2 separate regions of the Homo sapiens genome follow, and region 2 is linked to region 1. Evidence: chromatin loops called from intact Hi-C (ENCODE). Cell type or tissue: GM12878. All regions are shown on one strand. Each heading gives the region's core, and the rest is flanking DNA. Links, peaks and the distances in the headings are about the cores only.

Region 1 (4,000 bases), core at 1-4,000:
AACTCACAAACACAGAATCCACAAACAATGAGGATTTACTGTTTATTACTTCCAATTCAGGGGAGGGAACTGAAATGCTAAGAAGTCAACTTGCTTAAAGCTGAATGCAGCCATTAAGTGGCAGAATGGGAATTTGAACCTAAATCTGCTTAGTTTTCTAAAGGCTGTGTATTTCACACTGAAATATAACTTAGTGGTACACAAGATAAACCTTGGGTATTATCTTAGCATGATGTGAATATGTCAAATGCTTAAAAGCTGCTTAAATTGAGTGTTCTAAGATGTTGTTTATTATAAAAAGGTCAGAAGACTAACAACTGAATACTCCATCTCTCCAAAAGCAGAGGTTTGTCAAGACGCTGAGTCTTTCCTGAATTGGGTCATTAATGCAAATTCAAATTCAACACTCACACTCAGGACGTCTATGATTACCCATCATGTCAATCTTAATTTGTTAGTTTTATCTGTGTTTTATTTGGCTCTCAGATCTCTCTCCCCCATTTTTTTAATATGAAAGTCATATTCACCCAAGGTTGCTAAGCTGAATTTCCGAATCTTATAATTTTAAATTATCATAAATGTGCTTTGAAAATTGTTTACATATAATAAAAATTATACTCTAAAAAAGGCATAAATTTTAATAACCACTCACTGAATTAAAAACCTTTCTAATAAAGGTAATATAAATATTAATTTTATTATACATTGAAAATGAGACTCAAAATTCTTGACTGGGTCAAAATACCATACTAGAAGCACTGCCAGTGTGCTGGAATTATGTCATATATTGTTTCTATATTAAAAATCAAATAAAAAACCATCAGGAATCCAGTGAAATGGTTAACTCAAATTCACTATTTTATATGTGATTTTTTTATTTTCCTCATTACGTAAGCAGGTATTCCCCTTCCCAAATCTCCTTCCCAATGGTACTTACAGAGTATTCATAATTGTATCTTTAACTGCATATGGTGGCACAGAAAGCCAAGGACTGAACATTCTTATGATATCTACTGTATCGAATGAATGGCTAATGTCTAATTGCAGAATTAAGTAGGCTGTGCTTGTGCCAGCTGCTTCTCCATTTTATGGGTTTATTTGACTGATTATTTACAAGAAACACATTAAAATGGCATCTATTCCTCCTGAAAACATGCTGGCATTAGTCAATCAACAGAATTTAACCTTAATAGATACTACAGTCCAGTAAGTATGGCATCAAAAAAATGAGATGGCAGATACCAACAGAGCAGCATGGTACTTCCATGAGAAGGAGCCAGTGTAAGTCTTAATTCATTAAATATTCTGTTTCATGGGAGTTATGTAGTAAGTTTCTGTAAAGTAAAGCAAATCCAATGCTCTAGTTACAATGATTGAGTTAAACAAATACATTTCTCTAATATGCTTTTACTCCAAGCAACAATTTGCAGAATCCTGTGTCACCTAAGACTAACTAAGGAAGAATGAAAGTAGCTCTTTTTCTTTTCCTGAAAAGAAAGGATGTTTCCAGGTCTACAACTACATTTGAAGGGTGGCAAAGTGTTTTGTTAAAGTTGCTGTTATAGCATAGAAAATCTCTAGAATTTTTTCAAAGCTGGGAGTGACAACTACTTCAAGGATTGCGACTCAAATGCCTACAAAAGCCAGGTAGATTACATAAATGTGTGAAGAACCTGGTGTGAGGTGGTAGGAAGCTATGGAGACTGTAACAAACATCATGCCTAAATATATAAAAATTAATTATGTTAGACAAAACCAGACACTGTATTTCCTTCAGCCCTCAGAGTCCTCAGCCTGCCGATTTGAAACTTTTGATGCTTTGTCTAATCAACCTCTTTTATAGATAAGGAAACTTAAGTCCCAAGAGATTTAAGTGGCTTTCTCAGTGACATAACTGAGATGAGAACTGAAATATCCTCCATGTCACAGATCAAGTTTTTTTGTTCATCTTTATTTTTAGTTGGATCAATGTGCTTACTCAATCCGACATGCTAAGGTTGCCACTGTCTAACTTGTTATCTGAAACTGTGAGTTTCAGAATGATGACCTACTCCGGAGACAATACCACAGTTACAAATTCATATCAACTTCCTACTGAACCTTTTTTTAAGACAAATCAATTGAGTTGATTTACTGAAAAGTAAATAAGAATGAAATGCTTTAAAATAAACTTTCAGCAATTCAAATGGTGATACATTATCAATGCACTGGAAGAATCTACCAGCCAAACATTACTTAATTAACCCAAGCCTAAATAATGACTAACATTTTAAGGTTTTATTTACTGAATAAAAGTTAAGCAATCTGCAGCAAGAATTCTTAACCTATTTTCCATTTAAAACACAGTTACATTTTAAGATTTAAACTATTTTATATTTGTAATAAACAGTTAATAAAGTCCATAATTATTCCATCAGTTTAGTAGAAAGATGAACTCTTCTACTTCCTTTTGAAGAAAAAAAAAGCAAAAATACAAATATAAGACCACATTTTAGTTAGCTTTCTTGGCTAATAATTTCCTTACTAAAATTACCTTGCATGAGTAAGTTTACGTAAACATAACTTTTGCATATGCCAGAATGATACATACTTGAAAATGTGTCAAGCCACTAACCTTATAAAATGTATGCTTTATTTCATCTTTGTTACTTTTCATATGTTCCTTTATAGTTGAAGGTTTTGACTGAAGCTATCACTTCGCAGAAACAAACGGATGAACTACTTAGCTATTACAACTAGAGATTCTTTTAGCCCAGGTGTATTCCTGATCATGTTCTCCATTTCATGTAAGCTTTCCTTTTTTCCTGAGATCTTATTAATTTTTTACATATAGGTAAGCAGCCCCATTTCTAAAGTACTGATTAACCCAAAGTCATTAAGGTAGCTCTGTCTACCTTAGCAAAGCCTGGAATTTTTGCATAATAATGACGCTTATGAATTCCAGGGCTACAACACTTTTCTATAAAGAAACTTGTACTGTACAGAAGGTATTTTTTTATTCTAAATTGCTAATAACCACTCTCTCCTCCTACCTCATAAAAGCATATACATCAGTAGATGTATATTTCTGTTTTAGCTGCATGGACCACTGATGATGGTCATGGTTTTATATTAAGCTTACATTTCCTATAATAAAAAAAGATAACACAAATGCAAGGAAATTAAAAAAAGGAGGGGTGTTCCTGAATCCACAGTTATACAAAAATGATGAGAGAATACAATGAAGATGGAAGAAAACTTCAAAATGGAGATCTGTTAAATGTCCAAAGGAGGAGACGATTATTAACTCTGCATGGAAAGCCATACTTAGAATTTTCTCACTCTTCAAATCCCAGAGTAGTAAACAGATCCACATTTTAAAGAATTTTTAGGCCAGACCTGGTGGCTCGCACTTGTAATGCTAGCACTCTGGGAGGGTGAAGCAGGAAGACCGCTTGAAACAAGGAGTTCAAGAACAGCCTGGGCAACAAAGTGAGATCTCTGCCTCAACTAAAAAGAAAAAAAAAATTAGCCAGGCATGGTGGTGAGTGCCTGTAGTTCCAGCTACTCAGGAGGCTGAAGCAGGAGGATCACTTGAACCCAGGAGTTCATGGCTGCAAAGAGCTATGATTGCACCACTGCAGTCCAGCCTGTGTGACAGAGTGAGGGAGGGGAAAAAAGGGTTGTTATTATTCTGGAATTAATGGCTATTTGTAACTGAAATAGCTATGGGAATCAGAATTAACCACTTTTAGTCAATACAAAATATCCTAAAAAAAAAAAATTAAAATACAGAATCAAACATCACTATTCTATATGAAAACAAATGTTCTACTACAGTATGTCATTAGATCTAAACTAAAGATGTTTAAATTAGGGATGTGTGTCACTCAAGATAACAGTATGTAAGTAAAATAAAAATTAAAGAATTTCCTTTGATTCTATTAAAAATCAACACCCAGATTGTAAAAGCAAAACAAGTGTTTTGCAAATGATTATATTTTAGACTTTTTAGTCGAGT
Region 2 (8,094 bases), core at 2,453-6,452, 260 kb after region 1:
TGTAGATGACAGGTTGATGAGTGCAGCGAACCACCATGGCACGTGTATACCTATGTGACAAACCTACACGCTGTGCACATGTATCCCATAACTTAAAGTATAATAAAATAATACAAATAAAAATAAAAAGATTTAAAGTCCCCTGGACCTTGGTTTGGTTGAATTTTGTGACATGTACTTTGGGGAAACCTGGATATCCTGGTTTCTAATTTTAACAATTCATGATTAATGAGGGCCGATCACGGTGGCTCACGCCTGTAATCCCAGCACTTTGGGAGGCCAAGACGGGCAGATCACGAGGTCAGGAGACAGAGACCATCCTGGCTAACACAATGAAACCCCGTTTCTACTTAAAATACAGAAAAATTAGCCAGGAGTGGTGGCGGGCCCCCGTAGCCCCAGCTACTCAGGAGGCTGAGGCAGGAGAATGGCGTGAACCTGGGAGGCGGAGCTTGCAGTGAGCCGAGATCACACCACTGCACTCCAGCCTGGGCGACAGAGCAAGACTCTGTCTCAAAAAGAAAAAAAAAAAATGAAAAAAAAAAAAAAACAATTCATGATTAATGTTAAGCCTATCAACCTAGTATCCCCCCCCTTTTTTTTTTTTTTTTTTTTAGGAAAAAAAAAAGAACAGAGGAAATCTCCACTAACTGGCCGGGCACAGTGACTCACACCTGTAATCCCAGCTGTTTGGGAGTCTGAGGCAAGCGGATCACCTGAGGTCAGGAGTTCCACACCAGCCAGGCCAACATGGCAAAACCCCATCTCTACTAAAAATACAAAAATTAGCCGGGCATGGTGGTGGTGCCTGTAATCTCAGCTACTCAGGAGGCTGAGACAGGAGAATAGCCTGAACCCAGGAGGTGGAGGTTGCAGTGAGCCGAGATCATGCCACTGCACTGCAGGTCCAGCCTGAGAGACAAGAGTGAAATTCTGTCTCAAAATAAATAAATAAATAAATAAATAAATCTCCACTAACAGCTTTATAACCCAATTTTTTCTTTTTTCAAAATCAAGGATAGTCAATGCCCCACCCCCTTAAACCTAAGTTTTCCAGGAAAAAAAAATTATAGCAAATGCATCGGATCTTTTGCTCTACGAGCAAAATAGTGAATTTTACTTTCTGCTTTGGTAACATCACATTTCGATAACTCTGCTGCTCCAGTTGTTACCAGGGAAACAGCTACCTGGCTGCCAACAGCCTAAGCTGTGGGCTTTAAACTAATCACCACTGAGAAAGACCCTGTGACTTTCCCTCTTAACTTTGCCCTCTTTCTCACCTTCTTCTCTCCCTAATGTTTTTCTCCTCCAAGGCCCTGTCACCATTTGTAGTAAAGACTCAACCTATGCTTCCGTGGGAATGGAAAATATGGGTCAAAGTAGCATGAAGCAAAGGTCACTATGGAAAGTTTCCCCAATTGCTACACATGCTATCATTGAAAACAAAACTACAGTTTGGTGTGAAAAAGACCTCAGATATCTTATTCCAGCAATTCTTTGCGTGTACCCTACCCCATTTGAAAAAATTACTGTGTCATGTTTGGCGACTATTTCAGAGATATTCACCTGTTCCAATATGATATGTTAGTCCTTTTTATTTCCCTTTCCTACTATTTGTATTTTCAGATTTTTATGCCTATTTGAATATAATTAAGTGGGGAGTTATGGAACCTATATTACTACTTCCCAAGCTGATATTTACCACAGTTTTATGTAGCCTATACAAACATATTTCGTCCCAGTGGTAATGTATGTAAGTAGGAGACAATGTCAATATATTTCCCAAGGTGGTTTATAAAATATCTAGACCATATCAAGGCCACAAAATAAAGCTGATGTCATGTGTATAAACGTGTTTTTCTTCCCTGACAATTGATAGCTTTCTAGAAATCACTTATATATTGAGAATGTTCTTCATTCATAGGCTTGTTAAAAGATAATTTGGCAGGCTTGAACACCAGGACTAAAGGTGTTTAATCACTGTAATTTTGAAATTTTTGATACTCAAGATCAGATTCCAGTCCCAGGAATTTGCAAAAGTTAGAGACTCATCATTTTGCTTTTTCCTGAAACAGGGTGAGTTAGGTGCTTCCAAAAGCATTCACTATTTAACATTCTAGCATGAAACTTCAGTGTTAAACTTCAGGATTTTATGCCACGAGGAAAACAGCTGCTATTCATAAAGAGAAAGACCAGTGAGAGCATATAAGTCATCCATAAATTATCCAGATTCACTGCCAACTTTGTTGTAATAAACAAGACCAAATTTGCTGATGGAAGGGGGCCCACCGAGAGCGGCTAGATGTGCTTTCTTGGATGCCATTAGTTCCTCCTCAAAGTGACAGATGTCAGGTGCCAGCTTTGTAATCAGAGAGTCACTTTTATCAAGCCTCCCAAACCTGCCAGAGCAATTCATCAATATCTGATAACCTGTTGCTCAAAGAAAACCCCGCTGCCTAGTAGCCAAAGTCTGCCCAGTTTATAGCAGAGAATAAGAAAGAGATTCTAGAAGAGTTTGGATAAATGTGTTGCCACATTCATGAGAAGCTTATGCACAGGGGTTGACGTAAATACTGCCAAGAAAAGAAATCAGAAATACTCATATATTTACTTGAGAGCAATGTCTTCATTCAATTCTGCAAGAATGTCAAGTACTAACTCATAAGGAATAATAACATTTTCTACCTCAATTTCTATAATTCTATTGACAATAGACATTTATATTATTGTTTTTTTTAGTATGATATAAAGGATGTTGTGATCATTACTGGAAACATTTCAAATTCCCACTGGTGGGGTGGATTAATGTATGTCAGGAAAGCACAAAAAAATTGTTTAATGTGAAGTACTAGGAGACTAAAAAAATCTTTGTTTAATTCTTGGTAACACCTCTGCGGCCCACATATATTTTAGGCTACCTGTCTGAACTGAGAGAATGACTCCAAAATTCTGTCTCCAACAAAATATAAGCACTGAAAGTCCCATACATGACTTACATTAGATCAAACAGATGAATCGAACTCATAAACCATGAAAATAATGAGAAAAAATATACTCTTCTGTATATGTTATAAAATCAGATTTTTATAGCTTCAGTATTTTAATTTTTAAAAGCAAAGTGCAGAACAAAACCCAATCGAAAGGCATTTTTTAAGTACTTTTTTTATACTATGGGCTTACTTTAATAAACTTATTAGATTTGTGCTAATTTATTTAACAAGGGAAAGGGATTCATGGAATCATACCATAACAAAGTCAAAGATAAGTGGCTTCATTGAGATAGCAATTAACTTGGTTTTCTTGCCAGGACTGAGAATAATTACAGAACGAAAAGGGGAGAATATTGATTTTACTTACCTTTTTGGTTTAATTTGAATGAGAAAGAAGTAGGACTTGGGCAGCTTTAGACTTTATCAGAATATGAAAAGATAGTATTAAAAAGTGACTTTGAGTTTCTGGTAACTTAAGAGATTATCTATCATCATCTGCAAATGTCCTTAGAAGTCTGTGTTACTAAAGTAAGATTCTAAGGGTAAAGGTAGCTATGATCTGGAAGAGGATTGGTTGGAAGTCAAAATACTTCCGTTCTACTGCCAGATCTACCATTAACTAGCTCCAAGGTCTTCAGCAAGTCACTTCTCACTTTCTGAGCTGAACCTTACATCTTTAAAAAGGAGGAGTTTAGATGAGAACTGTGGGCAGTGGAGCGAGGCTGAGCAGGAGGCACTAGGGACATCCCACTCCTTCCACGCTCACCTCCATCAATTCATTTCATAAACACACTGTATTTCTTTGAATTTAGAACACATTGAGGATGTGCCACTATTTTACATGCCACCAAGAAAGAAAGATTACTGCCAAATAAATCGTGACACCCTATCAAATGTATCCCAATTTCCAAGGCTTTAAAAAGGGGGGAAAATCAATGTCTTAGAATTGATAAAATATGAATAATTGAGCTCCTCTGTTCTGGCAGAGAGAGAGAGAGCTACATTCTGGAAATAAATGTTGAATGAAGTCTAGATGATCAGACTCAAAGGGTTTAAGAGACTGAGCCCGAGTGTATATGGCTGGTAGAATTGGAATACAAAACCTGATATTCTGATTACAAGTTCAGTGATCTTCCACCATGTGACTTTGACCCCAAGACAAAGGTGGTTAAATTTCAAAGGTAGACGCAGGCCAAATGGAGACACAGAGCTACCAAACAGAAACTGGTTCATAGCTAAAAACAAGTCTTTTGCATTTTCAGTTGAGAAATGACTTTTCGTTATGCTTTGATAATTTTTGGTGACATACATAGATGCATTCAGAGAGCATCATCTTCAAACATGAAATAATACAATGTGTGTGTATTATATACACACAGTTTTATTATATGCATATACATTTGTATATATACTGTATGCATACATGCTTCTATTTACTGTTTCTATCACAAGTAATATTTTAAAGGTAGGTATTAATTTTGAAGTAGAAATGGACTCTGTTTCTGTCACAGTTTCTATCTCAAAGATTTTCTTTACTCTGTGATGATTTGCTTCTGAATACTGGGAACCTGAAAGATAACTAGAAGGGAGGGGCTTGCAATCATAATTACGGTTGAAGGCATGGATTCAAGTTTCTAAATTGGAATTAGAAAACCATTGCATACAGTCCTGAAAACAACAGGACTCAAACTAGTTGATGAGAAGTTTACCAAATTATAACTGAAATATAAAAATGCAGCTGTGTGGATCAACCAAAATTCAAACAGAAGAGGTAAAAAATATAAGTTCAAATACGGGGACAACCCTGAAAGCCTGATGCTGAACTAACAGAAATATGTAGCAGCAACTTGTATCTTATAGGGAGAAATGATCAATTGTCTAAAAGCATTGGCAAGGTAAGTCTGAAAAGGACAAGTGGATGGACGGGTTCCTCTAACCTCATTATTTCAGAATTCAGCCAGGCCTTGCAATAATTATTGTGCCCCAGTTTTGAAATGTTTCACCTTTGTTTCCACTCCATGAGTGAGTATAAGAAGGGACTCATTATGGGATAAGTAGATAAAATAATTTCTACTCAAATACAATCTAAAAATCACATAATGCTTTATCATAAATTCTAAAAAGAAGTAAGATATTTTGGATTTGGGGTTAATGATGAAGAACGTGCCCAGAAAGAGGTCATGCATCACACTCCTGGTTCTGTCTTCCATTGTGATATGGTTACTAACCCAATCAGTAGCATAACATGAAATTCTTAGTTTCTATAAGTCAGGAGTCAGTGGGAAATGGAGAAGGTAATTGAAGGAGACAAGGTATACTGGAAAGAGAATTTTCTTTGTGAGAGCCGAAATATGCCATATGTCTATGTCTATGTTTATAGCTCTATCTATATCTACATTTGGGTTATTTTAGTTACCATGCCAACAATCTCTCTGCCTGAACAGTTGTTATTGTTGTTATTTAAACTTCCTCTGTTAGATCCTAAGTCCTATAGGTAATTTCTTGGGCAAAAAATTACTCCAGGAATTATCATTGTACTCATATTTTATTCAGATGTTGTTTTTCAAAAGCACTTATTAAGTGACTTTTATGTCACTTTTTGAGAAAATAAAATATTGCCTTATCAGCTGCTTTTGTGATTTGTAAAAGGTTTTTCTTTCTGTTTAATTCACAAGGGATAAGTTAGGCTTTCTGAAGTTTATAAAGGCATGATGAAAATCATAGTAATTGTTCTATGAACAGGACTTATTCATAACAAGAAGTGATTTTCAACATACCTCATGAAGCCGGAGGTCTTTCTCATAGACAAGCTTTTTTACAAAGGCAGCTATAAATACAACCCAGGCAACCATAAGCACAATTGGAAGAGAATAAGAGACACTGGTTAGGAAGCTGTAAAACAAACAAAAAAAGAAAAATTCAGCGACCAAAATGAACACCATACTTGCAGAGATTATAATATATAAAGAACTCACTCTCTCTTACATTGAACTTATGATCGTGTTTTGAAATTGAAAATAATCGGTATTACCCCATTATTTACGAAGCATGAAGCTGATTTAACCATAGGTCTGTGATTTTTTTAGTGTAATGTTTCAAGAGTAAGAAAAAAAAAAGCTCTGGATTATTACATAAAATTGCCATATTGTTTAAATTGTGTTTGAGTATGTGTCTGGGAAAATAATTACTATATAGATATAATTGCAAGGCTCAAAACCTTTATGTCTAAACTAAATTCTTATCTAAAAGGCAGATTTAAAATGAGACGATGATTGGTTTACCTAACTAAAAGCTATATCTTCCAAAATTACTGTATTTATAGCTACTCTTAGGAAGATCATAGTTATTATGAAACTAAATTTCTAAAAATGAAATAAAATCTAAAGCATTCATTTGTTTTTGTTTGTTTGTTTGTTTTTTAGTAGAGATGGGGTTTCACCATGCTGGCCAGGCTGGTCTCGAATTCCTGGCCTCAAGTGATCCACCTGCCTCGGCCTCCCAAAGTGCTGGGATTACAGGCATGAGTCACTGTGCCTGGCCCAAAGCATTTGATTTAAAATGCAGACAAAGAACTTGGATTCCTCAAAGTAATGCTCTGGAAGATGCTTTATACATGGTATAGAAATGTCTATTTTGATGATGTGCTCAACTAGAGAATCACTGGAAGACATCCTCAAGCCCAGATGTATTCCTCAATGTCCTGCTCATGAAACCTGAAAGTTAAATTGGAGTGGTTCTCAAAGCACCCAAAGAGATTACTAAAACACAAGTTTCTGGGCCCCAGCCTCTGATTTATTATATCTGGGTGGGACCATCTATTTGCTTTTTAAACAACTTCCCAGGTGATACTGATGCTGCTGGTCCAGAGACCACACCTTAGGAGCCATGGTTCTGACAATTGATGCCCTTATTTGAGCTGAGGCAAAAGCAGTAGATGTCGATGAGAGATTCTAAGTTGCTCTGTTTATGTGTTGGGCTCCACTCAAGCTTTCACTTGGAGAAAGGTCCCAAGGCCATTTCCTTTTTTAATCTACAAGACTAAAAAATTACCTCCAAGTACCCCAAGAAAAATGTAAATATTAATGAAGCATGAGATCACTATCATTCAGTATCACTTTAGCATGCAGAAGTGTGTCATTATCAGAGAGATGAGGTGTTTTTTTGGTGAGGGAGCAGTGGGAGTTGAGGCCATATTCCATTTTTTTTGTTGTTGTTTCCTGGGAAACTGTATGGCATGGGGTAGGCATTTACAGACTACTTCTTGAATGAATTTTGTTTTGGTTCAGGTACAGCCTTGAAGTGATTTCTGGATCTAGAACTAGGCAAAGGCCTTCATTCATTAACAACAAATCCCCTGTAATGTTTCTTCCAAGTGATAGTGTATTTTAGATTTGGTCTAGTATAAAGCAGAAATGTTGGTCTTATAAACAGGAGGACTAGTGTAGTACCAGTTATATTATCTTGGGCAAGTTAATTAGCCTTTCTGGATTTCAGTTTTTTCATCTGGAAAGTATGGACAATAATTCCTGCTCCTACTTACATTATGAGGTTGTTGGGTGAAACAAATGAAATAATTAATGGGAAATCACTTTATATGCAACAGTGTATATGTGTGTAAGGCATAATGAACATATTCCCATAAAGAATACAGACTGCACACCCAGGTACCCACCATCCTAGGTACCAAAATTTATAAGGGGAACAAATGAGCAGGGAACTAGATAAGAATTATAACTTCATTGACCCCATAGATCTTTATAATTTGTGCAAACCATTGCAGTTCACACATAGTTCGGGCAGCACAGTCCCGTCCACAACAGCCTCCACAATAGCCAGCTAACCTTGACAGTCCACTTGATGGACTCCTTACCTGCTTCCTCATGCTACTGTTGCACTGGGTTACATTACCTCATCTCATTTATAACTCTTGAAGTAGCCAAGGGAGACAGAAGCATTGAAAGAAAGAAAAAAGAAGAGAAAAGAAAAATCCAATACCATCTGAATTGTATATAAACTGCAATAACTGGGTTGCGTAGCATGTTCAATTCCTTTAAAGTAATATTCAGCCTCAAGCTTTTATATAGGAAGGTGAGCTTGAAAACCA

The links. Peaks named below come from ENCODE experiments on the same cell type or tissue, not always from the same donor. Only the 100,000 strongest peaks of a DNase experiment are listed, where the experiment ranks them.
Region 2: it touches region 1 in a loop (2.3-fold over the local background); 1 of 110 quality-filtered maps calls a loop at or near these places.

The regions. Positions count from the first base shown.
Region 1 is chr2:214,735,493-214,739,492 of GRCh38, forward strand. The region is part of intron 9 of BARD1 (BRCA1 associated RING domain 1); the gene reads right to left. Among named protein-coding and RNA genes, the nearest start is that of BARD1, 72 kb to the right of the region's middle. RefSeq lists enhancers at 1,736-1,785, 1,826-2,025. In GM12878, for the core only: no CTCF peak of the experiment used is centred there; a DNase peak (open chromatin) is centred at 1,949; H3K27ac peaks cover 2,052 bases.
Region 2 is chr2:214,991,928-215,000,021 of GRCh38, forward strand. ABCA12 (ATP binding cassette subfamily A member 12) reads right to left here. Exons shown (of 53, transcript NM_173076.3): 23 at 5,768-5,882. Among named protein-coding and RNA genes, the nearest start is that of ABCA12, 140 kb to the right of the region's middle. In GM12878, for the core only: no CTCF peak of the experiment used is centred there; DNase peaks (open chromatin) are centred at 3,655 and 4,184; H3K4me3 peaks cover 552 bases; H3K27ac peaks cover 2,827 bases.